7 separate regions of the Homo sapiens genome follow, and regions 1, 3, 4, 5, 6 and 7 are each linked to region 2. A link is a contact called in ENCODE Hi-C or POLR2A ChIA-PET data. All regions are on one chromosome and are shown on one strand. Each heading gives the region's core, a stretch centred on a gene start or an enhancer-like site at or near the end of the contact. The rest is flanking DNA. Distances are from core to core; before and after follow the strand shown. Region 1 holds the start of MAP2K5-DT (MAP2K5 divergent transcript). Region 2 holds the start of RPLP1 (ribosomal protein lateral stalk subunit P1). Region 3 holds the start of FEM1B (fem-1 homolog B). Region 4 overlaps LOC107984781 (a long non-coding RNA gene). Region 5 has its middle 27 kb from the start of LINC02204. Region 6 overlaps UACA (uveal autoantigen with coiled-coil domains and ankyrin repeats). Region 7 holds the start of PIAS1 (protein inhibitor of activated STAT 1).

The links. A loop is a pair of places that touch in the nucleus more often than their neighbours do. ChIA-PET counts read pairs that join two places held with the same protein, here RNA polymerase II (POLR2A). Pooled maps may share reads with other maps.
Region 1: a loop to region 2 is called in a map with no recorded cell type, with 8 times the contacts of the local background. The contact joins the promoter of MAP2K5-DT here to the promoter of RPLP1 in region 2. A Hi-C loop is called at or near these places in 1 of 37 single-sample maps with no recorded cell type and 7 of 50 pooled maps. POLR2A ChIA-PET finds 5 or more read pairs at or near these places in 2 of 52 experiments (activated CD4-positive, alpha-beta T cell and activated naive CD8-positive, alpha-beta T cell).
Region 3: a map of CD8-positive, alpha-beta T cell shows a loop between it and region 2 (9-fold over the local background). The contact joins the promoter of FEM1B here to the promoter of RPLP1 in region 2. A Hi-C loop is called at or near these places in 2 of 168 maps with a recorded cell type or tissue (CD8-positive, alpha-beta T cell and gastrocnemius medialis), 1 of 37 single-sample maps with no recorded cell type and 13 of 50 pooled maps. POLR2A ChIA-PET finds 5 or more read pairs at or near these places in 1 of 52 experiments (PC-9).
Region 4: a loop to region 2 is called in a map of B cell, with 4 times the contacts of the local background. The contact joins the enhancer-like site here to the promoter of RPLP1 in region 2. A Hi-C loop is called at or near these places in 3 of 168 maps with a recorded cell type or tissue (B cell and naive thymus-derived CD4-positive, alpha-beta T cell), 1 of 37 single-sample maps with no recorded cell type and 7 of 50 pooled maps. POLR2A ChIA-PET finds 5 or more read pairs at or near these places in 13 of 52 experiments (CD4-positive, alpha-beta T cell, CD4-positive, alpha-beta memory T cell, CD8-positive, alpha-beta T cell and 9 more).
Region 5: a loop to region 2 is called in a pooled map, with 4 times the contacts of the local background. The contact joins the enhancer-like site here to the promoter of RPLP1 in region 2. A Hi-C loop is called at or near these places in 1 of 168 maps with a recorded cell type or tissue (CD4-positive, alpha-beta T cell) and 5 of 50 pooled maps. POLR2A ChIA-PET finds 5 or more read pairs at or near these places in 4 of 52 experiments (CD4-positive, alpha-beta T cell, HEK293, activated CD4-positive, alpha-beta T cell and 1 more).
Region 6: a loop to region 2 is called in a pooled map, with 3 times the contacts of the local background. The contact joins the enhancer-like site here to the promoter of RPLP1 in region 2. A Hi-C loop is called at or near these places in 8 of 50 pooled maps. POLR2A ChIA-PET finds 5 or more read pairs at or near these places in 5 of 52 experiments (CD4-positive, alpha-beta memory T cell, GM12878, activated B cell and 2 more).
Region 7: a loop to region 2 is called in a map of CD8-positive, alpha-beta T cell, with 9 times the contacts of the local background. The contact joins the promoter of PIAS1 here to the promoter of RPLP1 in region 2. A Hi-C loop is called at or near these places in 1 of 168 maps with a recorded cell type or tissue (CD8-positive, alpha-beta T cell) and 7 of 50 pooled maps. POLR2A ChIA-PET finds 5 or more read pairs at or near these places in 1 of 52 experiments (naive thymus-derived CD4-positive, alpha-beta T cell).

The regions. Positions count from the first base shown.
Region 1 is chr15:67,540,148-67,544,161 of GRCh38, forward strand. MAP2K5-DT (MAP2K5 divergent transcript) reads right to left here and starts at 2,483. Exons shown (of 1, transcript NR_186334.1): 1 at 921-2,483. It overlaps MAP2K5 (mitogen-activated protein kinase kinase 5), which reads left to right and starts at 2,556. Exons shown (of 22, transcript NM_145160.3): 1 at 2,556-3,323. The coding sequence starts at 3,189. RefSeq lists enhancers at 1,496-1,996, 1,649-1,698 and a silencer at 2,572-2,691.
Region 2 is chr15:69,450,037-69,454,082 of GRCh38, forward strand. It overlaps RPLP1 (ribosomal protein lateral stalk subunit P1), which reads left to right and starts at 2,782. Exons shown (of 4, transcript NM_001003.3): 1 at 2,782-2,984; 2 at 3,611-3,685. The coding sequence starts at 2,913. RefSeq lists enhancers at 2,488-2,537, 2,818-3,067, 3,218-3,327 and a silencer at 3,088-3,137.
Region 3 is chr15:68,276,286-68,280,240 of GRCh38, forward strand. It overlaps FEM1B (fem-1 homolog B), which reads left to right and starts at 1,460. Exons shown (of 2, transcript NM_015322.5): 1 at 1,460-2,380. The coding sequence starts at 2,133. RefSeq lists enhancers at 1,456-2,357, 2,100-2,299 and a silencer at 1,740-2,069.
Region 4 is chr15:70,527,024-70,530,990 of GRCh38, forward strand. It overlaps LOC107984781 (a long non-coding RNA gene), which reads right to left. Exons shown (of 2, transcript XR_007064698.1): 2 at 1,650-2,211. Among named protein-coding and RNA genes, the nearest start is that of LINC02205, 23 kb to the left of the region's middle. RefSeq lists an enhancer at 1,435-1,484. Within about 2 kb of position 1,373, at least 7 of the 41 ENCODE cell types and tissues checked have a DNase peak (open chromatin) inside an H3K27ac peak, as active enhancers do; they include B cell, CD4-positive, alpha-beta T cell and CD8-positive, alpha-beta T cell, where a contact is called at or near this core.
Region 5 is chr15:70,557,529-70,561,565 of GRCh38, forward strand. No RefSeq gene overlaps it. Among named protein-coding and RNA genes, the nearest start is that of LINC02204, 27 kb to the right of the region's middle. Within about 2 kb of position 1,828, at least 3 of the 41 ENCODE cell types and tissues checked have a DNase peak (open chromatin) inside an H3K27ac peak, as active enhancers do.
Region 6 is chr15:70,668,478-70,672,128 of GRCh38, forward strand. It overlaps UACA (uveal autoantigen with coiled-coil domains and ankyrin repeats), which reads right to left. Exons shown (of 19, transcript NM_018003.4): 14 at 3,488-3,524; 15 at 2,562-2,614; 16 at 1-985. Among named protein-coding and RNA genes, the nearest start is that of SALRNA2, 35 kb to the left of the region's middle. Within about 2 kb of position 1,659, at least 2 of the 41 ENCODE cell types and tissues checked have a DNase peak (open chromatin) inside an H3K27ac peak, as active enhancers do.
Region 7 is chr15:68,051,514-68,055,564 of GRCh38, forward strand. It overlaps PIAS1 (protein inhibitor of activated STAT 1), which reads left to right and starts at 2,802. Exons shown (of 14, transcript NM_016166.3): 1 at 2,802-2,837. The coding sequence starts at 2,814. RefSeq lists a silencer at 2,601-3,100.

The DNA.
Region 1 (4,014 bases), core at 1,233-3,732, 1.9 Mb before region 2:
AAGTAGGAACACTACAAGTAAGCACAGTTTTTTTTTTACAGTAAGTTTGCTTAATGGCTAGTAAACTATCTCAGCCAGTACCTGAGTGACTATTCTGACTTGTATCATTTAACAAGAAAAAAGGCCTGGCGCGCTGTCTCACGCCTGTATTCCTAGCACTTTGGGAGGCCGAGACGGGTGGATCACTTGAGGTCAGGAGTTCCAGACCAGCCTGGCCAACATGGTGAAACCTCGTCTCTACTAAAAGTACAACAATTAGCTGGGCGTGGTGGCACATACCTATAGTCCTAGTTACTTGGGAGGCTGAGGCAGGAGAATCGCTTGAACCTGGGAGGTGGAGGTTGCAATGAGCCGAGACTGCGCCAGTGCACTACAGTCTGGGTGACAGAGTAAGACTCCGTCTCAAAATAAATAAATAAAATAAAATAAAATGAAAAAAAGTACTAAATGCAAACTTCTTAAGATCACATGCAACTTCGATGTTAAATACTAAATATTCCTTAAATTTAGACAGTATTCAATTTGGTAAAGATCAGAAAGTTATATTTTGTCATTTATGATATCAAGTGGAATGTATTATCAGTGATTATGATGCTTCTCGCAATGAGAGTTATAACTTTCTGGAAAAATCCTTGCTCAAATCATCAAAGTTAAGATTTCTTACTACATAAAGGCTATGAAGAGCTGACGTGTAATTATATTGGCTCTGCAAATATTGGAACAGAAATATGAGTTTGCCATTAGTGTAAGAAAAGCTTCAGAATATGTATGCAAATTTGGCAAATTGAGTTGGTTTTCCCCACGGTACTTCGAATAAAAGAGACATTTTAACAAATCACAGGTTCATAGAAAATCTCTAGTTTCGTGGTCTATTTTCTAAAATAATAGGAAATGAACTTTTAATAAAAGTACATGAGGACTTTTGATGAACGGTTTATTTTTCACAGAAGTGAAGTGCAGGTGAAAAGGGGAAATTCCTAGAATATCTGAAGGATCTGACTAAATGAATTTCTACCTAAGCTATTGATTTACAGTAACTTAAAATGTGATAATTTATCTCCTACAATGGCCTTTCAAATTAAATATAAAAGTAACTCAGAGTAAAGTATGCAGAAAAAATTTTGGTATTGTAACTGAAAATGACCAACATTAATTTTTTTCTCTCACATTAATCAAGCACCTTACTGTTAGAAGGGAAACTGACAAGCCTCCTCAACCGAGTTTATACAAAATTCAACCCCAGAAAGTAAAGCCAATTCGTGCACCTTCATAAGAAAGAAATAAAGGACGAACCTACACATTACAATTTGTAAAGAAACTTCTGTAGAGGCACCATCGTTCTACAACCTTATGCACTTTAAAATCTGAGGTAACAAGGCATTTGAAGATAACCAAGGTTGGCCGGGCGCGGTGGCTCACACCTGTAATCCCCCCAGCACTTTGGGAGGCTGAGGTGGGCGGATCACGAGGTCAGGAGTTTGAGACCAGCCTGGCCAACATAGTGAAACCCAGTCTCTACTGAAAATACAAAAATGAGCGGGCACGGATGGCGCACGCCTGTAGTCCCAGTTACTCGGCAGGGGTTGGGGGCTGGTGGGGGTGGTAGTGCTGAGGCAGGAGAATCGCTTGAATCCGGGAGGCTGAGGTTGTGGTGAGTAGAGGTCGCGCCGTTGCACTCCAGCCTGGGCGACGGAGCGAGACTCCGTCTCAAAAAAAAAAAAAAAAAAGATAACCAAGGTTTATTGCTACTTCCGTGATATCACCATATCACCAACTGCGTAAGCAGTGCTATTTAGTTGAAAATACATGGACTAGACCGAATATTTCTGCAACAGTTTAATAAGAGACGATGATGCGACTACTGCAGCTGTCCCCAGGCAATTAAACTCTTCGGCGAATTTCTTTACTATTGCTTTTGAACAGGGAACTGTTTGCTATTTTAGGGCACTCGTGCGGTAAAGAACTTCACTGAAAAATGCAAATATGTTTTGCTAATGTGGGAGAAAGATGATGATCCTCTGAACCTGTGACTTGGAAGGGGGGATAAAAAAGAACTATTTCTTGAATTCTTGCCTTGCTCTTGCTGATTCGATGCACACAACCCCACGAACATTCAGATTCATGGCTTGACAAAGTGGGGATAACCGGGAGCTGCAGCCCCGTCTTTGAAGCTTTTGTAAAGACAAACGGTCTGCAATGTTAAGCCTTAAATTGGCTTTTGGCGGACTCCAGCCTTTTACCCTTCGTTTGGTAGATGTTTTCACCTCGCTGTCATTAAGCAGGGTCAGGAAATGGAAGGGCCGTGACCGGGTCGCCGCGGGCGCTCTGTGGGCGATGAGGGTCTCCTGAGCGAGCAAGACCAGTCTCTCCCCGACTCGCCACGCGCCACGCGCCGCGCGCCGCGCGCCGGTTCCTCGGCTTCCCACGCCGGGGGCGCATCCTCCCGGGAGCTGCTGCCCTTTTCCAACATGGCGCCGCGGGAGGCGGGTCCCGCTCGTCGGCTCCCGGGGTTCCGGCGCCGCGCGTTTTGGTTCCGGAGTAACAGTGTCGCCGCCGCCTTCCTCCTCCTCCTCTCGCCGCTACCGCCGTCGCCGCCGCCGCAGCCGCCGCCAGTCCGCGCGGCCTCGGGTGGCCGGAGCTCAGCCTGCGCGCGCCGCGCCCTGTGTCTCCGGGTGGGGCAGAAGACTCGCCCCTTGAACCTCCCGCGGGGACTCTCCGTGGTGTGGCGGCCCTGGGGCTCTTTCTTAATAGCCCCGGACTGAGTCCCCTCCAGTCGAGGACCCTCTCCTAGTCCACTGACGAGCGGTGGACACCTGCCGCTGTATCTCCCCCAAACCGAGTCCTTGCCCTGCTGCCTCCTCATACCCACACGGCGGCAGAGACCTTCACCATAGCGTTCGCTCAACTCCAGAACCTTCCGACCTCCGCTAGTTCCTGCGGGCCTTTGCCCGCTTCCCGGTGCACCCTCCCCGGGAGACACCTCAGACCCCCGACAGCCTGGGCAGGCTCGGTGCCTGCGGGTGCGTTCCTGATCACCCCTCCCCTCTTCCCTCCCCCTCATCCTCCATTCCCTTGTTTTCACCCTCTGTCCTCTGCCCGTCACTCCCCTTGTCACCTCTTGGAGCCCCCTCCTAACCAGCGGCCAGTGGGTTTCCCATACCCCAGGATGTGAGCCTCTTTAACCTGTAATGCTGTGGCTAGCCCTTGGCCCCTTTCCTGCCATGGAGAACCAGGTGCTGGTAATTCGCATCAAGATCCCAAATAGTGGCGCGGTGGACTGGACAGTGCACTCCGGGCCGCAGTTACTCTTCAGGGATGTGCTGGTGAGTGGTAATCTCAGTGTCCGGATGCCAGCAAGGGGGACTCAGGGACTTGAGTAGTCAGCACCTTGACCACTGGTGACCTGAGCCAGTGGCAATGGCTACTGCTGGCTTCCTGTGGAGGCAGTTTTATTGCTTCAGGCACAGCATTGATAAATTGCAACCACTAAAACCTGGCAAATGTCTAGGACCCTGGGGAGATAGATCAATCTGACTGAACCCCTGCCCTCAGAGAGCTCATGGCCCGGGCTGGGACACACATATAGACACAACCACGCAAATGCAAACTGCTGAATCTAGAAGAGAGGTTTTTTCCCCCCAAGTGTTTCGGGGAATGTCCTTGGACAGATTCCAGCCTTGTTTTTCTACTGAGTTCTCTGAACTTGGTGACCAGCTGAGAAAGGGAAAAAGGACAACTTTAACTTACCATGTTTGAGCACACTGTTTCATTAATTTATTTTGAGACAGGGCCTCACTCTGTCGCTCAGGCTGCAGTGCTGTGGCACGATCTCGGCTCACTGCAGCCTCTGCCTCCTGGGCTCAAGCGATTCTCCTACCTCAGCCTCCCAAGTAGCTGGCACATGCCATCACACCTGGATAATTTTTGTATCTTGTAGAGACGAGGTATTGCCATGTTGCCCAGGCTGGTCTTGAACTCCTGCGATTTGCTTGCCTCGGCCTTCCCAAAGTGCTG
Region 2 (4,046 bases), core at 1,532-4,031:
GGCCTCAAGCAATCCTCCCGACTTGGCCTCCCAAAGTGCTAGAATTACAGGCATGAGCCACAGCACCCAGCCTGCTTTTTAAATTATTATTTAAAATAATAGAGACAGCCCGGGCATGGTGGCTCACAACTGTAATCCCAGTACTTTGAGAGGCTGAAACAGGATGGCTTGAGGTCAGGAGTTCAAGACCAGCCTGAGCAACATGGTGAAATCCCATCCCTACAAAAAGTTTAAAAATTAGCCAGGTGTGGTGGCACGCACCTGTAGTCCCACCTACTGGGGAGGCTGAGGTGGGAGGATTGCCTGAGCCTGGGAGGCAGTGGTTGCAGGGAGGCAGTGGTTGCAGTGAGTTGTGATGGCACCACTGTGCCCCAGCCTGGGCAATGGAGTGAGACCCTGTCTCAAAAACAAACAAACAAAAAATTAATAGAGACTGGGTCTCACTATGTTGCCCCAGGCTGGTCTTGAACTCCTGGGCTCAAGCGATCCTCCCGCCTTGGCCTCCCAAAAGTGTTTGGATTACAGGCATGAGCCACCATGACCTGCCCCAGCCCACTTAAAAAAAAAAAATTTAGCCGGGCACAGTGGTTCACCCCTGTAATCCCAGCACTTTGGGAGGCCAAGGTGGGTGAATCACCTGAGGTTAGGAGTTCGAGACCAGCCTGGCCAACATGGTGAAACCCTGTTTCTACTAAAAATACAAAAAATTAGCTGGGCATGGTGGCACACGCCTATAATCTCAGTTACTCTGGAGGCTGTGGCAGGAGAATCGCTTGAACCTGGGAGGTGGAAGTTGCAGTGAGCCGAGATCGTGCCATTGCACTCCAGCCTGGGGAACAAGAGTGAAACTCCGTCTCAGAAAAAAAAAATTTTTTTTAATGGCTTATTGCATAGTATTTTCAAAATATTAATAGGAAATTTTTACTACGATAGGAGAATATGGGGCAGTGGAATTTGTCTGAAGTAACTGTTGAATCCACTAAGTCCTTCATCAACACAAAAGGAAATGCATGAGTACTGATGTTTTGCTTAACTACTTCTCTTGAATAGCTGTGGTTAGTGCTTACTGTTTGATACCCTGTAAAAAGTATTATCTATAATATATAGATGGAGAAGAAGATTATTTCCTCAATGACCACAAAGTGCCACTTGTCAACCAGATCAGTTTTGTTTTTTTGAGAGGGAGTTTTGCTCTTGTTGCCCAAGCCGGAGTGCAATGGCACAATCTCAGCGCAATGCAACCTCCGCCTCCTGGGTTCAAGCGATTCTCCTGCTTCAGCCGCCCTAGTAGCTGGGATTACAGGTGCCCGCCACCACGCCCAGCTAAATTTTTTGTATTTTTAATAGAGACAAGGTTTCACTATGTTGGCCAGGCTGGTCTCGAACTGCTGACCTCAGGCTATCCACCCGCCTCAGCCTCCCAAAGGGTTGGGATTGCAGGCGTGAGCCACCGCACCCGGCAGATCAGTTTTTTATGTACACTGCTGGACAAACAGTATTTTGGACTGACTCATTGTAGCTTTGGAAATGTTTGGATTTTTTAATAGCTTTAACCTTTCTTGACCAAAATTCCACTATAATGGCTGCTTAGATTTGGATGAAAACTCAACAGCTTTATTTTTTAAAAGTTTGATAGCTTTATAAATGCTTTTTTAAAAAATTCCGGATGTGAAAATATTTATGTTTGTAGTTAAGATTGACCCAAGTGGGACTCTAGATCGGTGGATTCCAACAGAAATGTTTCTTCAGAGATGATTATTAAATAATGGGATGGACTAAACAAAGAAGGTGCCCCCCCCCCACCAAAAAAAAAGATATATATACATAGAACTAACTTTCCGGTAAACTAAGCAAATTCCACGAGGAATGCAAAGATGACCATTTTTGAAGGTAGGAATTTAAATTGGGTTTAGATAACAAATAACGGGTTGTAGACAGCTTACCCATAATCCCTCCTTCCCCCAAGCACTAGGCAGTGAAGTTAGACTTCTGGATTCCACCTCCACGCTCACCGCGCGGCACTATGCAATCTTCGGTTAGTTACCAGGTCTAAGTTAGGCTTCTGGATTCCAACTCCACGCTCCACCGCGCGGAACTATGCAATCTTGAGTTAGCTACCGGGTCTAAGTTAGGCTTCTAGATTCCAAATCCACGCTCCACTGCGCGGTAACTACATAATCTTGGGCTAGTTTACCAGCTCTAAGACTTAATTTTGCCATATGCAAGATGGAGATAACATCCAACTCCTGGTGTGTGAGGATTACGTGAATCCTTGCAGAATGTGGCTCAGTGCCTGGGACATAGTAAGCGCTCTACGGCTTCTGCTAGCATAACGCTGTTAGTTTCTCTCATCCTCCTACATCTACCTATCTCAACCAAGGTCCTGCGCTAAGCAGGGGCCTCCAAGCTGGGACGCAGCCCTTACTCTCAGGGTCAGCGCCGGCTGGGAAGGCCGCGACCTAACCAGGAGATTACGAACAATGTCACCAGGGCCACAGCGGAGCTCCTGCCAAGTCAAGCAACTCATGGAACCAACGGAGGCGAAGTCCGAATACCTAGGCAACCCTAACCTAAAAGTGTTTTTAACGTTCTCAGGTCCTATAATTTACCCAAATAAAGTGGGACCGTATTTGCAGGCGCTGAGAAACTTTCTCAACAGTAAGAACCAATCAGGCGCAGTGCGCAGGCGCCTTCAGTGGGTCCTGGGTCCGCCTCTTCCGCCCGGTGCGGGCGCCGATTGGTCCGCGTGGACACATAAGAGGCTGCGTATAGGCGCGAGAGCCCCTTTCCTCAGCTGCCGCCAAGGTGCTCGGTCCTTCCGAGGAAGCTAAGGCTGCGTTGGGGTGAGGCCCTCACTTCATCCGGCGACTAGCACCGCGTCCGGCAGCGCCAGCCCTACACTCGCCCGCGCCATGGCCTCTGTCTCCGAGCTCGCCTGCATCTACTCGGCCCTCATTCTGCACGACGATGAGGTGACAGTCACGGTGAGTGCGGGCGCGGGCCGGCGGCCGGGCTGCCTGTGGGCGGTGACTTTCGGCTCTCCATGCGGTTCCCGGCTCCAGGCCGTTCGACTGAGCACTTCCGGCCGGGGCCAGGCCGCGAACACAGGCCGCATAGGGCGGGCGCTCCTCGGGGCTGGGGCCTCTCTCCGGGCAGGTCCTGGGCCCCCGGGACCACGTGCGGGCCCAGCGGGCATGGAGTGCGCTTGAGGCTGGGCGCTCCGGCTCCAAGAGCCTTCGTGTAGAAAAGCTCTTCCGCAGTGCTTGGGCACCCTGACCCGTGCCTCGTCTCTCTCAGGGACACTTACTCGGACCTCTTTCGGTGTAATTGCCTTGAATTCCCCCGGTCGTGGAGGAAGGCGCCCGAGCTCGGCTCCACCTCCCAGGTCTTGTAACTTAAAAATAGCCGCGTGACTCAGGCAAGTCCCAGCCCGTGAAACAGCAGTGATGGGCTCGCCTCATTGCAGGGCGCCTGGCACACATCTCTTTTGCTTGTGATAGAATATTTGAGCTGGTTAAACATGTTATGTACACTTATTGAGTGACGTGCAGCATTTTGGAGATATTACATACGCTACGTTTTGATGGATTGACGTTTTTATTTGTTGTAGGAGGATAAGATCAATGCCCTCATTAAAGCAGCCGGTGTAAATGTTGAGCCTTTTTGGCCTGGCTTGTTTGCAAAGGTAAGGTGATGGTGGCAAAGTGATTGTGGTAAGGCCTGCTGATTTACGAGGGCAGTTGTACATGCTAAAGTACCCCCAGCGGTGCCATAACGCCCCACATGCCGCTGGATCTCCTAGGTGTTTTTCGTTGCATGTATATCTCTAGGAGCTAATAAGATTTCAGCTTGTCAAGTCTTACGTTTCCTTATCAGACTCTGGTTTCCCTTTTGCTCTGAAACCATGGTTAAAAAAAATGTGAATCAGGTCATTTATTCCCAAAAAGGGTCACTCGGGAGATAGGTACTACGCATGTTAAGTTGCAAGCAAATTCTTTTTCTTTTTCTTTTTTTTTTCTTGAGACGGAGTCACCCAGGCTGGAGTG
Region 3 (3,955 bases), core at 210-2,709, 1.2 Mb before region 2:
AAGTGGGTAAAGCTGAGCTGTAGAATGGAGAGAATTTGAGAAGTGACCCACACCTCCACCAATAGCTGCAATGGAAGTGAGGCCTTTACCTCCTAGAATTGGAATGGTGGGGTTCAAATAAAATAATGTATGTGAACTTGTTGAGCCGAGCCCAGTCCCTTGGAGCCACATAAATGCATTTGTTCTTTCTCTATGGTAAATTTTGTCCTTTGGGGAAGGGAGGAAGAGGGAGGAAGTCACTTTCATATTGAGTTTTTTGAGACTGTCCCAGAAGCTTCATCACCTACCATTCACTCCTACCATCCTAATCCAAGGCCTGTCCCCCTATCTACTCTTGCCTTCCAGAGTTTATTCTCCATACAGCAGCCAGAGTGATCTTTTTAAAAAACACAAATAGCATCTTGTCACTTCCCTCTTTAAAACCCTTCAAATGCCCCCATCACAGAGTAGACTTAAACCCTTTGCTATGGGTTATTAGGCCCTAACGTGTGTTGCATCCTCTGACTTCATCTATCATTCTTACTGTGGCCCACTCTGCTGCAGCCACACTGACCTTTCTGTTTCCGAGCTCACCAGACTGTTCCCTCCTCAGGACTTTTATATTAGCTGTCCCCTTTGCCTAGAATACCGTCTGTTCTTGTCACTTGTCATAGAGGTCTTGTCTGATCACCCAAACTAAATGAGTGCCCCCATCATTCTATTTCATTTGCTTCAGAGCAAATGGTAATGATACCAGTTCAACTGATCTTGTCTATCATTTGTTGACTTATTTGTTCCATTACTGAATCCCTAGTGCTAAGCAGAGCCTGGCACGTAGTCGACCTCTAATATTCATTGGATAAACGATCGTTTCAAATCCTAACAACAATCTTGTGATGTCTGTGAGAAAACGGAGGTTCTGCCGGCTCAGGATGAGATTCCTGCTCTGTCTGAACGCGGGACTCGCTTTCCTTCCCAGGATACCTCGCTCCTTCCACCGCGAGCGCAGCTCCCCTTCGCTCCCATCTTTCTCTCACACTTAACCCCTTTCTCCGGGAAAGTCAGGCCGTACTTCCAGTCCCTTCTCAGAGCCTGGTGTTGTGGCTCTCAAGCCCTCCCACATTTCGGGAACTCAGAAACGCCGCCCTTTTCCTGAAATGGACCCTCCGAGTACGCGCAACCCCTTCCCTAACCCCGGCTCAGGGGCAGAAGCAGGACCCGCACCGTCTATAGTAAAATAGGGTGGTCTCCTTAGCCCATCAGCTTAGCGCCCTCACTCCGCCCCCACTCCCTGGCTGGAGACCCTCAGGGCCGTTTAGGGGCCAGGAGGAGGTTCCAGGAGTCAAGGACATTGAGGACATCCAGGCCCAAACGGGATGGGCCAACTACGCGCAGCAGAACCTTTCTCTACCGGGCCCGCGTGTGCCCGCCGGTCGGCTTAGGCGGAGACACCCCACTTAGCGTCCCTCCCGCTCCCGCCCTCTCCTCCCGGCCCTGTCTGCGAAAGCTCGTCTTCCTCCCCGCCCAAGTTCCGGCGCCGCTCTTGCGGGAGCGTTCCGCATCGCCCCGGGGGCCCCTACGCGAGGATCTCCGGGGCCGTTGGCAGCGCCTGGCACTTCTGAGCTCGGCGGACGAGAGCCTGCAGGTTTCCTCCAGTCAGGGACGGCGAAGGGCGGAAAGCGCAGGAGGAGGCAGTGTTAGGCCTTAGGCCGGGTGGGCCGGGTCAGGAGAGACGCGCCCATCTTTCGCCATCCGGGGTGCGCGAGGTCCTCTCGGGACCCGGCCGGCGACCCGTAGCTCGGGCACGCGCCTGTCGCATCCCGCAGGAAGGAGGGGTCCGGCCTGAGGCCCGGGGCGGCGTCCGCCATGGAGATCCCCTCGGTCCAGGGCCGGCGCCTGGGACCTGGCGGGCGGCCCTGACCGCCTTCCTCCCTGCGCGGGCTGGGTCGCGGACGTGCCCTTCGCGGCACTCGGCCTCCTCTGCGTCTCCGCCTTCCCTGGGCCGCACTGCTGCCTGGGCGCGGCGGCGGCGACGGCGCCCTGTTGAATGGGCTGTGAGGGCCCAGGTTTAAAGCGCTGGCGAACGCGGCCTCCGGGGGCGCACGGCAGCTGCAGCGGTGGCGACCAAACGGGTGTTGGAGTTGGCGGCGGCCATGGAGGGCCTGGCTGGCTATGTATACAAGGCGGCCAGCGAGGGCAAGGTGCTGACTCTGGCCGCCTTGCTTCTCAACCGGTCTGAAAGCGACATCCGCTATCTGCTTGGCTATGTCAGCCAGCAGGGAGGGCAGCGCTCCACGCCCCTCATCATCGCAGCCCGCAATGGACACGCAAAGGTGGTACGCTTGCTCTTAGAACATTACCGGGTGCAGACTCAGCAGACTGGCACCGTCCGCTTCGACGGGTAGGTACATCCCAAGCCAGCCTCTCTCCGACGCGCGCGGACTCGTTAATTCACGGGCCCTCCCCTCCCTCACCCTCTCTTACCCTCTCTTCATGTAGGTACTCACTTCTCCCCTTTTTGTACCACCTCCTGCCCCACTAATGCCCACTTCATCTTCCAGGGCTAATAATCCATCCCATGTTTTGCTGCCCGTCCTCATCAGCCCCTACCCCTCATTCCCTCTGTGGGAAGATAACCACACCCTCGGCCTTGAAATCTAATAGTCGTCTTCTCTACTAGATAGTCTGTGAACAAGCCATTTGGAGGAGGTGGCTGCCTTTCCAGGTTTTACTTTTAGTGGAACTGGTGATGTAACTGATCAGAAATTAAGGAGGTCAGCGGTTAACATTGAAGAACTCCGAAAGAGTTATTTGGGCATCCATTTTTACTCCCTTCAAGTGAGTGGTTCCGTAAAACCTTCAGTGGGCTGCTGGGCTTTAATGTCAAAATAAGCACCTAGAACCAGCAGCAGCTGCAGCATCATGAGGGATTGTCACGCAGCCAGACATCTCAAGACATGATTCTGATTCCTCCACGTTGCTCGGTGTAGATATATTGGCTACTAAGATGGCATTGGACCTGATGTGGGAGATGATGCCATTCTTAAATTACATCTTATCCCGTGATGTTGTGGGGAAGCTTGATCATTTACTGTTAGTTGAGGTGGGAAGTTTAAAAATGCACATTGTTATGCCTAAGATTTGCCCTTTGAGTTTAATTGTACGAATTTTTGGGTATTTGACCAGAATTGTCAGGTTTGACATTATCCTCTTTTCTATGCTGGAGGATTATAACACGTTTTACAGATTACAACTGTATAACGATTTTGCTACATATGTTTTGGTTGACTTGTGGTAGTACATAAGCTATTTTAGCATTTTTTTTTTCTTTTGAAGTCAGTAGGGTCTGAGCATAAAAATATATATCTTTAGTTTTTGGTGATTAGAAACTGCCTGGCTAAAACTCGACTGAAAAAAACATTTCTTCTTTAAGATGACTAGGGAAATGTTCTGTTTCGGTTGATTCTTTTTTAGGTTTAAACAATAAAAGCTTTTTCTTCTATTTTAGATGAGTGGAAAATATTCATAGCATTACATCTTAATGAAATGGTAGCCCATGGGCAATGGCTTATATCACGGGTATCACCATTATACACATTAAGGAGATGTTTTTTTTCATGTTGACCAAAGATGGCAACCTGATTCATGTTTGCTTTTCCTTACTGGCTTTCGTGTCTTCTCTGTAACTCCTTGCATTCCCGCACCTAGAGAAGGAGTGAAGCACAGTGACCTCTGAACCTCCAGTACCGTTCCACCTGTATAGGCATATGAAGTCATTGAGATATGAATTTCTGTAATAACAGCTGCTTGGGAATACTGCTGCTGAGGCAATGTGCATAAGGGAGAATAGTGGGGAGAAAAAAGAGTTAAGAATTTCGAAAGGTTTTGCTTATTGCCATCTTTTTCAGTCGTCAAAGAGATGTTTTGAGGTGGCAATTAAAAGAACCTGAAATGACTAGAAATGTAGCATTGAGCC
Region 4 (3,967 bases), core at 123-2,622, 1.1 Mb after region 2:
TTCATTAGGGAGAAAGCTAGCATTAAGTGAACCCACAAGTCCAACGGGTAGAAATAAGGAATACTGTGTTTTTGACTTCTGCTCAGATCCGTTTCCCAGGAAGCTTATGTGGGTCTTGGAACAACGGGGATCAACAATGTGAATATGTCTATTGTGCCTGCAGATCCCATTGCTAATGCCCGGGAAGGACAAGTAATTAGTTTATGAGTAAATTGTCCTCAAGTTTGCATTTCTAGTACAAGAACTAGTCACTAAGCTTTGAGAATTGACCTACGCATTTCATGCCATGGGAAAGAAAACATAAGGTTTGTGATTTAAAGTCACTCATTACTTTCTACAATGATGGATAAGCAGAGGACAATTCCCTTGGTAGCTAATTGTCCTACTGCTGCTTGTATCACTGCTCAGAAGGATGTGTTACCTGGGCTAGGCAGAAATCCAGCACCCTCATGGAGGCAACCCTGGAAACCCCTTGTGGGGTGCTCTATGCATGTCTGGGTGGGTATCGGGTGATGGATGGGACTGTGAGGGATGGGCAAAAACCAGGAAAGAATAACAGGGATAGAGCAGCAGATGGTGAAACAGAAGCACATGCTAGGCCCACTTGGATTCTCCCTGGAGTTTGAATCTGCAGCAGAGTGGCAAAAAGACAAAATGGTCGACACTCATTAGCCCTGGCAGTAGGAGCAGCAATGGCAACCCCTTAAGAACCTGTCCTTTCAGGCCAGGCGTGGTGCCTCACACCTGTAATCCCAGCAGTGTTTTTGTTTGTTTGTTTGTTTGTTTGTTTGAGATGGAGTCTTGCTCTGTCGCCCAGGCTGGAGTGCAGCGGAGCAATCTCAGCTCACTGCAAGCTCCGCTTCCTGGGTTCATGCCATTCTCCTACCTCAGCCTCCTGAGCACTTTGGGAGGCCGAGGCAAGCGGATCACTTGAGGCCAAGAGATTGAGACCAGCCTGGCCAACATGGCAAAGCTCCCCATCTCTACTAAAAATACAAAAATTAGCCAGGCATGGTGGCGTACACCTGTAATCCCAGCTACTCAGGAGGCTGAGGCATGAGAATTGCTTGAACCCGGGAGATGGAGGTTGCAGTGAGCTGAGATCACGCCACTGCATTTCAGCCTGAGTGACAGAGCGAGACTGTCTCAAAAAAAACAAAAAAACGAAAAAACAGTTCTTTTATCAATAGCTCCTGTTTCTGAGCCCCACACCCCACCCTGTTTGTGATCCCAATTCTAATTGCTCTGAGTTGGTTCTCTGCCCTCCATTCAGTTCCATGGGCTCTGCTACATGCTTCCAATAAACTCCTTAACGCCTACATTAGCCACAGGACTTCCTGTTGCTTACACTCAAAGCACTCTAGCAGATAAGAGCTGGAAAGTGAAAGCAAAACAGGAACATAACCCAAGATCAAAGGCCCAGTCGCCCAGAAGAAGGCTTGAATCAGAGAGGCAGGCACTGACCCAGGGCACAGGGTGCATGAAGCCGGGGGTGAGCGCCCAAAGGACAGGAGTGCATGCCTTGGAGCTCAGATGTCACCCTATCAGGCAGGTGACATTGTTGTTGACATCTTAGATCAGTGGAAGTCAACCGTGAGGCACCCCAACCTTGGTTCTTAATGGTGTCAGATACAATATGACAGGCCAGGTCTTAATCCGCCAAGTGTTTATTTTAATTTTGACCAATATGAGAGGTAATTTTGGAAGGTAAATAGGCATTTTTTTTTTTTTTTGGCCTAGGATGACTTGAATGTCACTGTAAGAAAGCAGGGCACTGGGTTAGAATTATATATTCATTCATTAAACAAACATTTATTGAGCTCCTCTTCTGTGCAAATATCTGCTCTGGGCGCTGGGGAGACCAAAGTGACTAAGTCATAGGCTCTGCTTCTGAGCATGAGGAGGGACGGCGGCCAGCACACAGCATGCCCCAGCAGTGCATGGTAAGGACCCAGAGACTGGAACACATGGAGTTCAGATGCAGAGAAACCTCTTTGAGCTGACAGGGTCAGGAAGGTGATGTGGGGCCAGCATTCAAGGTGCTCCTTGAGGGAAAGAGAAGGTTTCACTGACAGCAATTCCAGATGCAGAGGAGAAAAAGAAAAATGGCAAGTGGTCTGAATTGGCTGGCATGCCTCCAGGCCCAGGCAGGATGAGGAGGTAGGCTGACGTCAGATTGTGGAAGATCAGGCTGAGAAGTCTGCATTTTACCTGTAGTCAATGGAGAGCCAGTAACAATTTGGAGCTGGAGAGGGACATCATCAAAGCAGCAAACTGCAGAGAATCTTGTCAACAATCTGCTTAGCAGATTGGGGAGGGGAGAGTCTGAGCAAAGTTCAAGCTACTTGGAGGCTACTGCAATAGTCCAAGCAGGACCCTTCCCCTAAAGTGAACAACAGGAAGATGGAGATGAAAAACCCTGACGTGAGAGCTTGGCATTGAAAACTAGATGGGCATGGTAGGAGGGGGCAAGCCAGGGGGCCTCAGGGTTTAGACTAGAACGGTTTCTCAGTTCCATTCGAATAACACACATTTTCCTGGCACCTCCTATGTGCACAGCATGTGTTAGCAGGTGGTGAGATGGCAAGGAAAATACTGGAAGGCCCAGGTCCTTATAAAAGGCCAGGGCTTTTCTAAAATGTGCTCCATGCATCCACATCTCACCTTCATCATTAGTGAGTGGACACTGCACCTCTCAATTTCCCCACTGCCAGGTTACCTGAGTGGAGGCTTGGAGGCAAGAGAAGAGAATTGCAACCCAGAGGAAAAACTACAACTCTTGTTAGCAGTGGCTACTCCTTAGGCCTAGGGGTATAAACCCAACTCCCAGCCAAGGCCTTCATCTGGCTAGTTTATGCCCTGCCTTCTAGACTGCCTCTGACTCTTACCCCGGATTAACTTCACCCCAAAACAATTGACAAGGCCAGCCTCTATTTGTTTCAGAGCCACAGCTATACTCTGCAGAGTTTTAGCCCAGACAAAACACTCAGAAGAGTGCACTGTGCATTGTCCCAAATCCCTTCCACATGGCATCTCTCACAAGAGGCTGGCAGCACAGGCAAGGCAGAGCTGTGCCAAGCCAGGCCATGCCTCTCCATCACTTCCAGCACGAAGGGCCAAAGCCCAGCCCACACGCCACTCCTACTTTGGTGAGGTCTTCACCTCACATCTCCTGGGAACAAAAGTGCAGACAAGAACAGACACACACAGATACAGACACACAGACACACACACACACAGACATACACTGACACACACAGACACACACGGGCACACAACACACAGACACATGACACACACACACGGACATAGACACAGCCACATAGACACACACAAACACACTCACAGTCACATAAACACACACTCACAGACACACAGATACACAACACACACAGACACACACACGGACACACAGACACACACAGCCACATACACAGACACACACAGACACTCAGACACAAACACACAAACACACTCACACATGGAGACACACACTCACACACACATGCTCCATACATACACCCAAACACCATCAAACATGTCCCTAAGATAAATAATAACTTCTAGGTAGGGAACACACTTCCTCAAATTTAGAGGGGCATGGTTTTCTTTAACTCCATGGGACAGCAGCTCCACGCCAAGGGAGATACAGAAAAGAACACTTGATGCCAGCTGGAAGCACCCTGTGATCGCTGAGTGCTGGTGGCCCTGGCTTAAAGCGGCCCGCACAGTGCCCACTCTAGGAGGCAGATGGCTTAGTGTCTCTAAAATGATATTTCTTCCAGCTTAAAGTTTCCATTCAGTCCCCACTGGACACCTAGTGATAAACAGGTGAGGAAACTGTGGCTCAGAAAGCTTGAATAAATAGTAAAGGATCAAACACTAAATGCAGAGCTGAGATTCAAACTCAAATCTGCCTGTTCCCTCAGCCAGCGGGCATTGGCACCCCCATGTGAGGCACTGACCA
Region 5 (4,037 bases), core at 578-3,077, 1.1 Mb after region 2:
AATATTCCAGAATCCCAGGGCTGTGTTGGGCCAGCCTCACCTATCCAGCTGGGTTCTCTGGGGACTCATGTCACCTCAGCCTCCCAGCAGAGGTATGCCAGGTCTTTGAAAAGCTGCCTGATTCTGGTGTCAGCAGCAGCCAGGGTCCAGCAGCTGCACAGCAGCAGTGCCAGTAGGCGGCATCCAGGACCCAGCAGGGTGCCAGCAACGGTGTCCTCACTGGCCTGTTCTGGGATATGATTCTGCCTTTTGTTCCTGTACTTTTGAAGGCCTGAGTGCTCCTCTTTCTGGTGATTCTGTGAGCCACTCAGTAGCTTTTCTGCTTCAAAACAAAAAGAGCCAGCATGCACACACATGCACTCATGCCAAGAGCAAGAAAGAGAGACGGAGACTGGAGGAGAGGGAGAAGTTGAGAGAGAGAGAGAGAGATGGAGAGATGCAGAGATGGAGAGAGAGAGACAGAAACAAATGGAGAGAGACAGAGACAAAGAGACTGGAGAGAGAGACACATAGAGACAGAGACAGAAGGAGAGAGAGACACAGAGATAGAGACAGAAACAAATGGAGAGAGAGACAGAGACAAATGGAGACACAGAGAGATGCAGAGACAGAGACAGATGGAGAGACAGGGACAGAGACAGATGGAGAGAGAGACAGACACAGATGGAGAGAGATAGAAACAAATGGAGAGAGATAGAGATAGAAACAGATGGAGAGAGACAGAGAGATAGAGACAGGGGCAGACAGGTGGAGAGAGATGGGGAGAGACAAGAAAGACAGAGGCAGAGACGGAGAAAATAAGACCCTAGTTCTTAAAACTCAGTCATTAAGTCATGGGCACTGGTCTCAACCCCTCATCTGCTTCCTCTGGACTGAGCCTCCTCTCCCAGCCACACTCCTTGGAGGCCCCGCCAGGTCAGACTTTGAGTTTTGTCCTCTGGCTTTACATTTCACTTCTCAGGCTGCAACCAATACCAATACCAATACCCCCTGCTCCTATTAGCAGCCTCCCTCCTACTGCTGCTCCACACCTCCCCTGACACCGCATGCCTGTGTGCACACACACACAACAGTACACACAGCAACTCGCACACACACCACAGCACACACATAGCTCACACACACACAGAACACACAACTTGCACACAAACAGCTCACACACACACCACAGTGCACACACACAGCACAGCACACATAACTTACAAACACACCACAGCACACACACAGCAGCTCTCACACACACACACCACAGCACACACAATAGCTCACACACACGCCGCAGCACACACACAAACCACAGCACACAAACACTACAGCACACACACACACAGCACATACACCACAGCGCACACACACAACAGCACATACACGACAGTGCACATGCACAACAGCACACACACAATAGTTCACACACACAGCATACACACACCAGTGCACACACATACCACAGCGCACACACACACCACACACAGCACATACACACCACAGCATACACACAATAGCTCACACACACCAGTCCATACACACACACGCCACAGCACACACACCACAGTCCACACAAACAGCACATACACAGCAGCTCACATATACCACAGTATGCACAATAGCCCATGCACACCACAGCACACACACAACACATACACTCTACGACACACATACACACAACACACACCCCTCCCCCCACCTACACACAAACATACACTCTTATTTTTGCCCCTGTTCCATCTGGCATTTTCTGGAAGTCATTGCTGGAAGTTGACGCGTTCCACCCTCCAGTCCAGGCTGCCTGTGTTCCGTCCTCCACAGCAAGCCTGCGGGTGCAGGAAATGAGAGGCCACAGGGTTGTGGGCTGGAGACAGAAGGGGAGGGAGGGGAAGGCAAGCAGTAGTCTGAGTCTGAGCTGTCACGTGGAGACAAATCAAATGCCACCGCAGAGTTTACTCGAGTTTAAAACATGGGAAATGAGCACCCCAAACATTGGACCCAAAGATTTTCCTCTCAGTTACCACTTTTGAGGAGTAATTTCCACCCAAGTGTGGCGTATGCACAGCCAGGTGTCACTGCCAAGCCATTTGATGCCCCCGAATTCCTTTTGAGGCACCACCTGCCTTTCTTCTTTGGCGCAAGCTGGGTGCTGCTTTGTGAAGAAGGCAGCTCAGATGTCTCTTGGAATGAATACATCAGAGGAAAGAGTTCAGTTAGAGGACTGATCCTGAACATTTCAGTGAATTTCAGTAAGCTCAACCCCGTGAGAAAACACTCAAACAGAATAAGCCACCCACAGATGAGTCTAAAACAAAATATAAACAAATGCAAGATGCCGGGGAACATTCTGTGTACACCAGTGTCAGGGAGCTCAAGGTAAAAGACAGCTGGCTGCCGAGAGGTGAAGTTAAAATGCGTGTGTCCCCTAGACGTAGCTCCCTCAGTGACTTGCCATGGGTGGCTGCTACCACTCCTCTCAACCCTGGTCCTAACCACCCAATCACAAGTTCACACCGGTCAGATACCCAGGGCTGGCTGCTGTTGATGCGACTCCCTCTGACATCCTCTGGCGTGGCAGGTGAGGACTGGGGCCCTGGAGTAAGAAGGCTTGAGGTTTGAATCCTGGCACCATTGCCTGGGGACCAGCCTGCCTTCTCTGTGTGCCCGCTTAAATGGGGATAGGAACCGTAACTCTCACCATATTCTTAAGGGGATTAGGTAAGTTGATCTGTATGAAGGTGTATCAGCCCAGGTTCAACCAAAGAATAGAACCAGTAGGAGATATAGATTAAGAGATTTATCTCAGGCGATCGGCTTATGCAATTGTGGATCTGGCTAAGCAAGTCTGGAATCTGTAGGGCAGCCCATCAGGAAAGGCAGGCTAGAACTCTCAGGCATAGGCTGAAGCCACCGTCCACAAGTAGAATTTCTTCTCCTTCACGGAAGCCTCGGTTCTACTCTTAAGGCCTTTCCATTGATTGAATCAAGCCCACTCAGATTGTCTAGAATAATTCCTTTTATGTAAAGTCACTGACTTTGGACTTTAATGGCTTCTATAAAAGACCTTCACAGCAACACCTACATGAGTGTTTAAATAACTGGAGACCCTGGCCAGGGCAAGGTGACATGTAAGACTGACTGTCACAGAAGGATTAGCACAATGGCTGGCTCATGGTAATTATCCACTCAATAAAGCTCAGCTGTGATTTTTTTTTTTTTTTTTTTTTTTTGAGGATTCTAAAGCATTCACTGATGAAGTTGACAAAATAAGTCAAGCATTTCCCCTTTTTAGTTCTCATCATACATGGCCAATAGCGCCCTCTTCCTCACTTCCAAAATCGTTCCAACTTCTTTGGAATTCCTCAGTTCCAAAGAAGGCTGAAGGCTCATCCCAAGAAGCCAAAAGGAAGGTGACTTATTTTTCAGACATTCTCAGCCACATTTCCTGAACACACTGTGCCAGACTAGCACCACGGTTACAGATACAGATGCAGGTACATGTTGGTCCCCACCCTCCTGGATCCTGGGTGCAGGGTCCCACTCTCCTTCTGTTCTCTTCCTTGACCAGATGCCTCCCGCTGGGCCTACTGCAGTACCCAGGGCCTCCTCCTACAGCTGTCCCACAAAGGCTCTGGACCAAAGGAGACAGACAGGTAGAAATCCAGCCCATGCTCTGATTGGTGCATCTGCCCAGAGGGCCACCTTTTCTCATCACTCAGAGGAGCCATGAAAGCTAGTGATGGCCAGTGCAATGCCTGCATGGCATAGCTGAATTTCTACTGGGTCCTGACTCTGCTTGTCTTTGAGAAACAGGATGCCTGCAATAAAAAGTTCCCTTTGTAACCAGACCAACTGAGAGTGGTTAGAGCCAAGATAGCCCACCCTCAGGCTTCATTCTAATCTCATCTCCTTGCTAAATGATGCTCCCACCAGTGCCATGACAGGTTGACAATCACCATGACAATGACTGGAAGAAGCCATCAAAGGACAAAAAGGAAGGCAGCCCTTCAGCTCCAAGGCAGTTCACCACCCAATTCCAGAAAATATGGGAA
Region 6 (3,651 bases), core at 409-2,908, 1.2 Mb after region 2:
AGTTATGTGCTTGCTCCTTGAGGAGCTTATTATCCAAATAAACTTTTTCAATTTCCTTTTGTAGTGTCTGATTTTTCAATGTTAACTCAGTGATCTTCTTCCCAAGTTCTCCTGATTTCTGTTCTAATCTGCTCTTAACCTGTTCATGTTCCTCTGGTTTGACGTGCTGAGCAAGCTTGGCCTTAACATTCTCAAGTTCTCTCTTTAACTGTCTAATTTCACTAAGTGATTTTTCATGTTCTCTTTCCATTTCTACTAATTTTTTTGCTTTCTCATTCACTTCATTTGATAATGAGCTCTTCATGTTTTCAAATTTTTCAGCTGGAATGGAAAGGGCCAACTTCGCTGACAATTCTTTTGCCTGGCCTTCCATCTCTGTGACCTTTCTTCCTTTCTTCTCTCGCTCCATTTCACACATACTAAGTTCCTTCTGTAATCGCTTATTTTCTTCTATCAGCTTGCCTTCATCCCTCTTAAACTCTTCTACTATCATCTCATTTTGTTTGATTTGGTTTCTTAATTTCCCCACTTCTGCTGAAGCACCTTCATATTTTACTTTCAAGTCTTTCAACTGATCCTTCAGTTCCTCGGTTAGTCTGTGATTCCCTGAGGCTGCTTCACTTGTTAAGTGTTCTTTAAGGGCAAGAAAATGGGTCTGCATTTGTTTAACTTTACCTTCTGACTCATACATCCTCTTCTGCACATCTTTTAATGCATCTTCTAATTGCTTTATCTGTTCATCTGAATCCTCCTTGACCCTTTCACATTCTAATGCTAAAGCTTTGCATTCTGCCACTTTGTGTGCCAGTTCATTTTGGAGCTTCAGTCGGTCTTGTTTTGCTGACTCACAGAAAGTTCGCATTGCTTCTAACTCTTTCTTTAAAATTTCATTTTCAGAGTATGACGTTTGACTGGGTAAAGATAGTTCCAGAGGTCTTAACATAGATCTGCTTTGCATATGGGCTGGTATACCTGGGGAAGTACACTGAAAAGAAAAAAAAAAAGACATCAATCACAAAAGCCTAAATGAGACATTTACTATACTTATTTGCCAAACTTAGAGAAAGTTAGCACATCATCAGGAATCAAAGGGTTTTCAGATTAGGCAGTAAGATGGAAAAAAAATCACAATGCTGATTTTTGTGGTAAGGAAACAGTTCTGGATATGATTTCCTTAATACATTCACAACATTTTGAGAGTTCTGTTCACGTAAGTCTATTTCTGGCAGAACAACGGACAATGGCCATGGCTACTGGGTGCTATTTTGTCTTTCTTCCCCCATTCATTAACACCTACCCACACATGAATATCATCAACTTTATCAAAACATATTTATTATTTCTATGTTTTATGGTACATAATGTGCTTAGAACTTTAAATTCTGAAGAAAACCATCATATCCTTGAATAAAAACAAGTACTGCGATTTTAAATTTGCAGATAATTTCATAGAATTATAGATTTAACTAATAAGATTTTTGACTTCTGCGTACCTTCACTGTTAATCCAACAGAATATTCTCTGAATTATAAAAATACCACGAAAAGAAACCCAGCTAGTTATCAGAGTTGTCAAGAGAATGATTGGTCACAGCCAGCACCAGGGAAAGAGAGTCTCCCAATAGACAGAAAACACCTGGAGCTGGTGACAGCGGCTTCCTGATAAGATCTCCGGAGCTGGGTGAGCAGGCTCAAGCATGCGCACTAAGAGGCAAAATGGTGGATGTATGACCTTCTTCAGGGAGCATTTGACTGGTAAAGGAAAATAGCCCCTAGAGAGCAGGTGCACAACCTTAGTAAAGGCACTACACATGTGGCCCCTCCTAAGTGCTGACAGGCCACTATGCATGCAGATAGCCTGCCCCCAAGAGAAGAATCAAGGGAGGAGAAATGCAAACCCCAAAACCAAGCCAGTGCATAAAAATCCCAAGCCAAGGGCTGAACAGGGTACTGGGATCTCTCAAGCCGCCCACTTGGCCTTCTTCCAAGTGTACTTTGCTTCCTTTCGTTCCTGCTCTAACACTTTTTAATAAACTCACTCCTGCCCTAAAACTTCCCTTGGTCTCTCCCTCTGCCTTAAACCTACTTCTGCCCCTCAGCCGAATCCTTTCCTCTGAAGAGGCAAGGATAGAGCTTGCTGCAGACCCCTACAGATTTACTGTTAGTTAAATCTGAACTGCCTTTCCCCTGGATCAAGAGGAAAAAAAAAAACCAAAAAATTATATTTTGGATTATTCATATCTGTCTTCCCCTTTATATGGGCAAATATGAAGAGTTAACTAATCACTGTTAATGAACAGAAACTTAGCATCAAATGCAATGAAACTATAATTCAAATCTCTTATTATAACCACTATCATCAAAAACACTCTAGAGGGCACCAGAAACAGCAATATCTGTTTTTATTAAACTCAAGAAAGCAGGACCAACTTGTCTTTGATAATGAAAACCTCACTCTATGTATATATACTTAATGTACAATGCCGCTTTCTCCTCTCTTTATAAAGGCACAAAAATTTTCTTTAAATGTTTTTTAAAATTAAAAAAAAAAACAGTTATTACCTGTGAGTCTGCCATATACATCTGACCTTGTTTAAGAAGCATATCTTCTTTTCCTAAATAAATGCAAATGAATGACATTTTAACTTCAATATCCATACTAAAGTAGGCTAAACATTAATTTGATGTTATTTCCTTTATTATTCAAATAAAAGAGAAGCAAGAGGTACAACACAAAAGTATCCTCATTCTAAAATACCCATTTTCCCCTTATTATTTCTATAAACAGAAGTACCTACAATCTACTGAACAACAGATACTAGGTTGGTTTTTTTTTTTCTTATTTTTTTCTATGCTCTCTCTCAGCAGAATCACTAAAACTTCAGAAATATTGAGGACTCTTAAACTAGGCTACATGATAATAAAACATATATCTTATAATCAATCAAAACAAAAATGATGATTTAAATTTATAGCATAAATATTACTGTTGTAGGAGAGAATAGTTTAATAGTCACTAGGAAACAAAAACAGATTTTCTAGAGAAACTGTTTAACATTGCAGAATAAAAAAGATTATGTAGGGTCTAAAAATAATTCATAAATGTAATTTTAAAATGCCTACTTGCATTAAGACCGATTTCTCCAAATTAGAAAACTATGTTTATGTTCTTTCCATAAAAAAATGAACCCTAAATATCACAAGACAAATGTCTATGTCTACTAATCAACAAGGCAAATTTGGTAATTCATACAATATACAATTTTAAAATACAGGTAGCTAAGGAGAATCAGAGCTTCAGTAATTATCAGAATATGTTAGAAGTTACAATAGTCATCTTAACGTCTTCCTAGTTCCATGTGCTGATGAAGTTTAGCAGCAGGAATATCTTGTACAGTTATTCCTGTATAGTTAAACAAGTAAGAATAAACATTCTTCTTTACTTGAACTAGGTGAACTGTAATGATAATCCATACTTTTATACTTACGGTTACTGAAATGACTTCCTGATCCTAAATGATCACTCTGAAATCAGAAGCATAAAATATTTTAGGGTGAATGCTGCCTCATTTTGTTAAATTCTGTATCTATTTTAGCTCTAAATCATGCAGTCATTAAAACTACATTTTTGACATTCTTGTTTCTCCAGAGC
Region 7 (4,051 bases), core at 1,552-4,051, 1.4 Mb before region 2:
CACTCTTTGCTTTAATTTAACCCATTTCTGAGATGCTAGATGATAGAATTGCTGCGTACTAACCAAACGGGGAAATCTGTGCTGTTGCTGTCACTTCTTGTTGTACATAAATAATCTGGTATTGTAGAGACTCAGTTTCAAAAAGTTAGCAGGCTACTTGGTGAAAACAGGTAGATTTCTCATCTGGCTCATTCTTTGATCTATTTGATTTTAGTTGGTTTGGTTTATGGCAACCCTAGCTAAGAAGCATACTCCGAACTCTTGGCATTGTCCTCCTGATAGTCACAATTCTCAATTATGTTCTCTCAAAAAGTTTTACATATTTGCATACAGCCAATTGTTGAATGTCATATGGTCTCTCTTCAGCTGCAATGACAGAAATACAAAATCATGAGGACACTGTAATCTATAAATGATGTGTTGAGACTGGAAACACAGAATGATGTTAAATGAGGGTAGTGCTAATGCCCTCAGTCTTAGTCACAATTTCACCTAGGTTGTTAAATAAAAATCATGGGATGCCATTGTTTTCAACCAAATTCCTGCATCAGGCCTCCAGATCAGACTAAAAATCAAAATGGTGTCACCCATGTTCACCAAAACAAAACTGAGTTATCTGGTTTTCCAAAAAATGGTAAGAGAGATAGCCAATTTTCCAAACAGAAGTTTCAATCTTTAACAGGCATGATAATGAAATTTCCTGTTTTAATCCTTAAAATAGAATACCTGAAGTAACCCAATGTTAACCAATCAGTTTTCTTTCTACTGTTCTGTCTCCACGTCTCCACCTTAAAGAAAAGTGACTTTGATATAACCAATCTGCTTTTTGTTGTTTCTGCCTTCTTCAGTCTATTTTCTGTCTCTAAAGTTAACATCCTCTGCTTGATTCATTGCAACATTTATTCTATTTTGTGGAATGAAGTTTTGTCCAATTCTAGGAGTGCAATAATGCCAATGAGATCTTGAATCTCAATTTGTTTTACTTTTGTTTCTTGACAATGGAGAGGTTTAGGCTAGAGAGCATTTTCAAAGTCATGAGCATATAGACTTCAAGTCAACCAGTTAGATGAGATCACCTGGTGATAAAATAGAGAAGAATGCAAGGACCGAGCCCTGGAGCAGTCCAACATTTAAAGATTGAGCCAAAGAGGAGAAACCAGCATATCAAAAAGGAGGCCCAGTGAGGGAACAGGACTATCTGTGACGTGTAGGTAAGTTCAGGGGGAAAAGTGTTTCAAATCAAAGGAACCATGTCAATTATTCGCGATTCTACAGAGAGGTCAATTGAGATATGGATAGAGAATTGGCAATTGCCTTTGGAAACAAGATCATTAGTAATCTTGATAAGTGATACAGATGATGGAAGCCAAAGCTCGATCAGGGTAGACTGAGAAGTGAATGTGAAGTGAGAGGTAGGAACAAGCACTATTGGAGAGATCTTGAAAAACCTTTCTAAGAATTTATGAAGATAGCAGAAAAATAGGGCAGTTCCTAGAGGCGATTTTGGAGTCAAAGGAAGTTTATTTTAGATGGGAGAAATTTCAATATATTTATATGCTGATAGGAGCAATTCAATTGAGAGGGAAAAAACTAACGATGCTGGAGGGTAGGTAATTGTAAGAGTAAAATCCTTAGGAATGTGCGTGAAAAAAATCCGGTCACTGGTAAAGGGACTGGCCTTCCTAGGCGCAGGGACACTTCATTCATAGCAACCCAAATGTTACTATGCAGATAAGGGTGGTTTTGATGGTGAGAAGATAAGGGAGTTTATTTCTGATATCTTTCATTTTTTCCATGAGTTATGAGGCAAAGTTGATTAGTAAAAGTGGGGGTTGGGGAGGAGGTATATAGAAGGCTTTCAGTAGAGACGAAAAGGAATGAAATAATCCTTCCATCAAGTCTACTTAAATGTCAATTTAGTGGATAAAACCCTCCCAGAATTAAGTACATCTCCCAAACCCTTTCTCTCTCTCAATGACCTTTTGCTCCTTTCTGGTACTCACTAACATTTGCAATTGTATCTTTGTTCGTTCACTTCTCTGATTCCCCATTAGAGAACTACAGAAGGGCACGGACTTTGATTTCAAAATGTATATTTAGCCGTTAGCACAAGGCAAGCAGATGGTCACTAAATAAATACTTTTTTAAACAAAAATGTTAATGAACACCTTCAAAATTTTGTCTTACGCCACCTCGTTAAAATACTTGTTTGTGCAAGTCACTTTTCCTCTCTGAGCTTTCATTTCTGAATCTATACCATGGGAATTATCTCTTCCTTGCCTACCTCCCCTCGTTATCAAGAGGATCTGAGCCAATAATGATAGAAATGCTTCATTAAGGGCCCCTTAAATGTAATGGATTTCTATTTTTAGCCCACTGGTAGCCTCGCAGGTAGCAGGTGCTGAAAAAGCCTTGCTTATTGGGGGTTGGGGGACAGCATTGTTTCTGTGACCGTAGGCGTCGAAGCTATGCAGAAGCGTTCCGCGGACCGCAGAGAGATGGGGCTCAGGCCAGCATCCCTCTCGCTCCGGCCCTTCCCGGGAGGAGCTGGCCGAGCTAGGATGGGGGGCAGGGAGACCGAGGGGGCAGTAACTGTCAAACCTCGCCGCTTGGCGCCATTATTTAAATGGAACGTGCCTGTCTCGCAGCTGTACGTGCCCGGGGCGGGGCTTCGAGCGCCCTGAGCGGGGCGGAGGCTAGAGGCGGGCTGGGAAGGTGGAGGGGCGGGCCGGGGCGGGGCCAGGCCGGCTAGAGGGGCGGGTCTAGCGGCGGCCCCCGGCGAAGTTCACTGCGCTTGCGCTGACAGACGCAAGATGGCGGACAGTGCGGAACTAAAGGTAAAGCGCAGCTCGAATTCACTTCTAATATTCGGCCGCGGAGACGGCGCCGCTGCTGCCAGGGGGGATGGGTCCGACCCTGGGGGGCCTCTCGGGCCTGACTCCACCCGGGCCTGGAGTTGTAGGGAGAGAGGCGCGCCCGGTCTCAGCAGAGGGGGCCCGCCTGCGGCGGGCCGCGGGCCCCGGGTGCCTCGGGGGCGCTGACGGGTCGTCCCCGGCGTGTTATTGTTGTGGGCGCCTCTGGCGGGGGTGGCGGGGGAAGAGATAGGGAGTCCGGAGGTAGGGGCTGCAGCTGTCTCATGGGCTCGGCTTTTTCACCTTCCAGTTAGCCTCCCTGCCCCCCATGGGGAGCTGGGGCTGGGGGCAGGGTGCTCTCGTAGGGGGGATTGGGAAAGCTCCCCGTGGCCGCTTCCTCTTCCTCCTTTGCAGTCCCGGGCTCCTGTCAGGCGCTCTTCTCAGACCCCCGGGAACTTGGCTTCGGCCGCCCCGCCCCTCCGTGGATCCCAGTAGCCCCCGCCCCGGACTCGGCTTTCCCCGGCTGCTCGCTTGTCAGGAAGCGCCTGGGGTGCCCCGCTTGTGGGAAGCGCGATCCCGGGGCGATAGGGTGGGGATCTGGGGGAGAAGCTCTGGTAAAGTTTAGCGAGCCCCGGGCCGGCGTTGGGGTTCGGCTGAGAGGTAGTGAGCGGGACGTTACTCTTTCTCTCTGATTCCGGGCAGCCGAGGGGAGAAACCCCCTCGAAGAGTGTGTCTTTGGAAGCAGTGTTGGGAGGGGGGGATGCAGCTACCTCTCTCCCTTCTTTTGCCTTAGCTGGTGTGGAGGGTGAGAGGAGCCTTTGGGGGTCTCTGCACACACCATGATGGCGATGCTGTAGCTGATGGAGGTGAATGGTTCGTGTTTATATCCCCCCATTGCCTTTTGTTTGTAGGGACATCTTGCTGGCCATGTTGATTTGAACGAAATTCTCCCCTCATGCTACTCCAACCCCCGATAAATAGAACGTTCCTCTTAACAGTACCAATTACTCACGCCTCACGAAATTAGATGAAAGGGTGCCCCCTTTTCCCCGCTTTTCTCCCACCCCAATCTTTACCTGATGATGGCTTCTTTACCGTAGCAGATATACCACTACACAAGCAGTTGGGGGAGGGGGTGGTGGAACCCTTATGACTGGATTGTGACAAATGGGGCTCCGCTTGAATAATTTTGGTTTAGT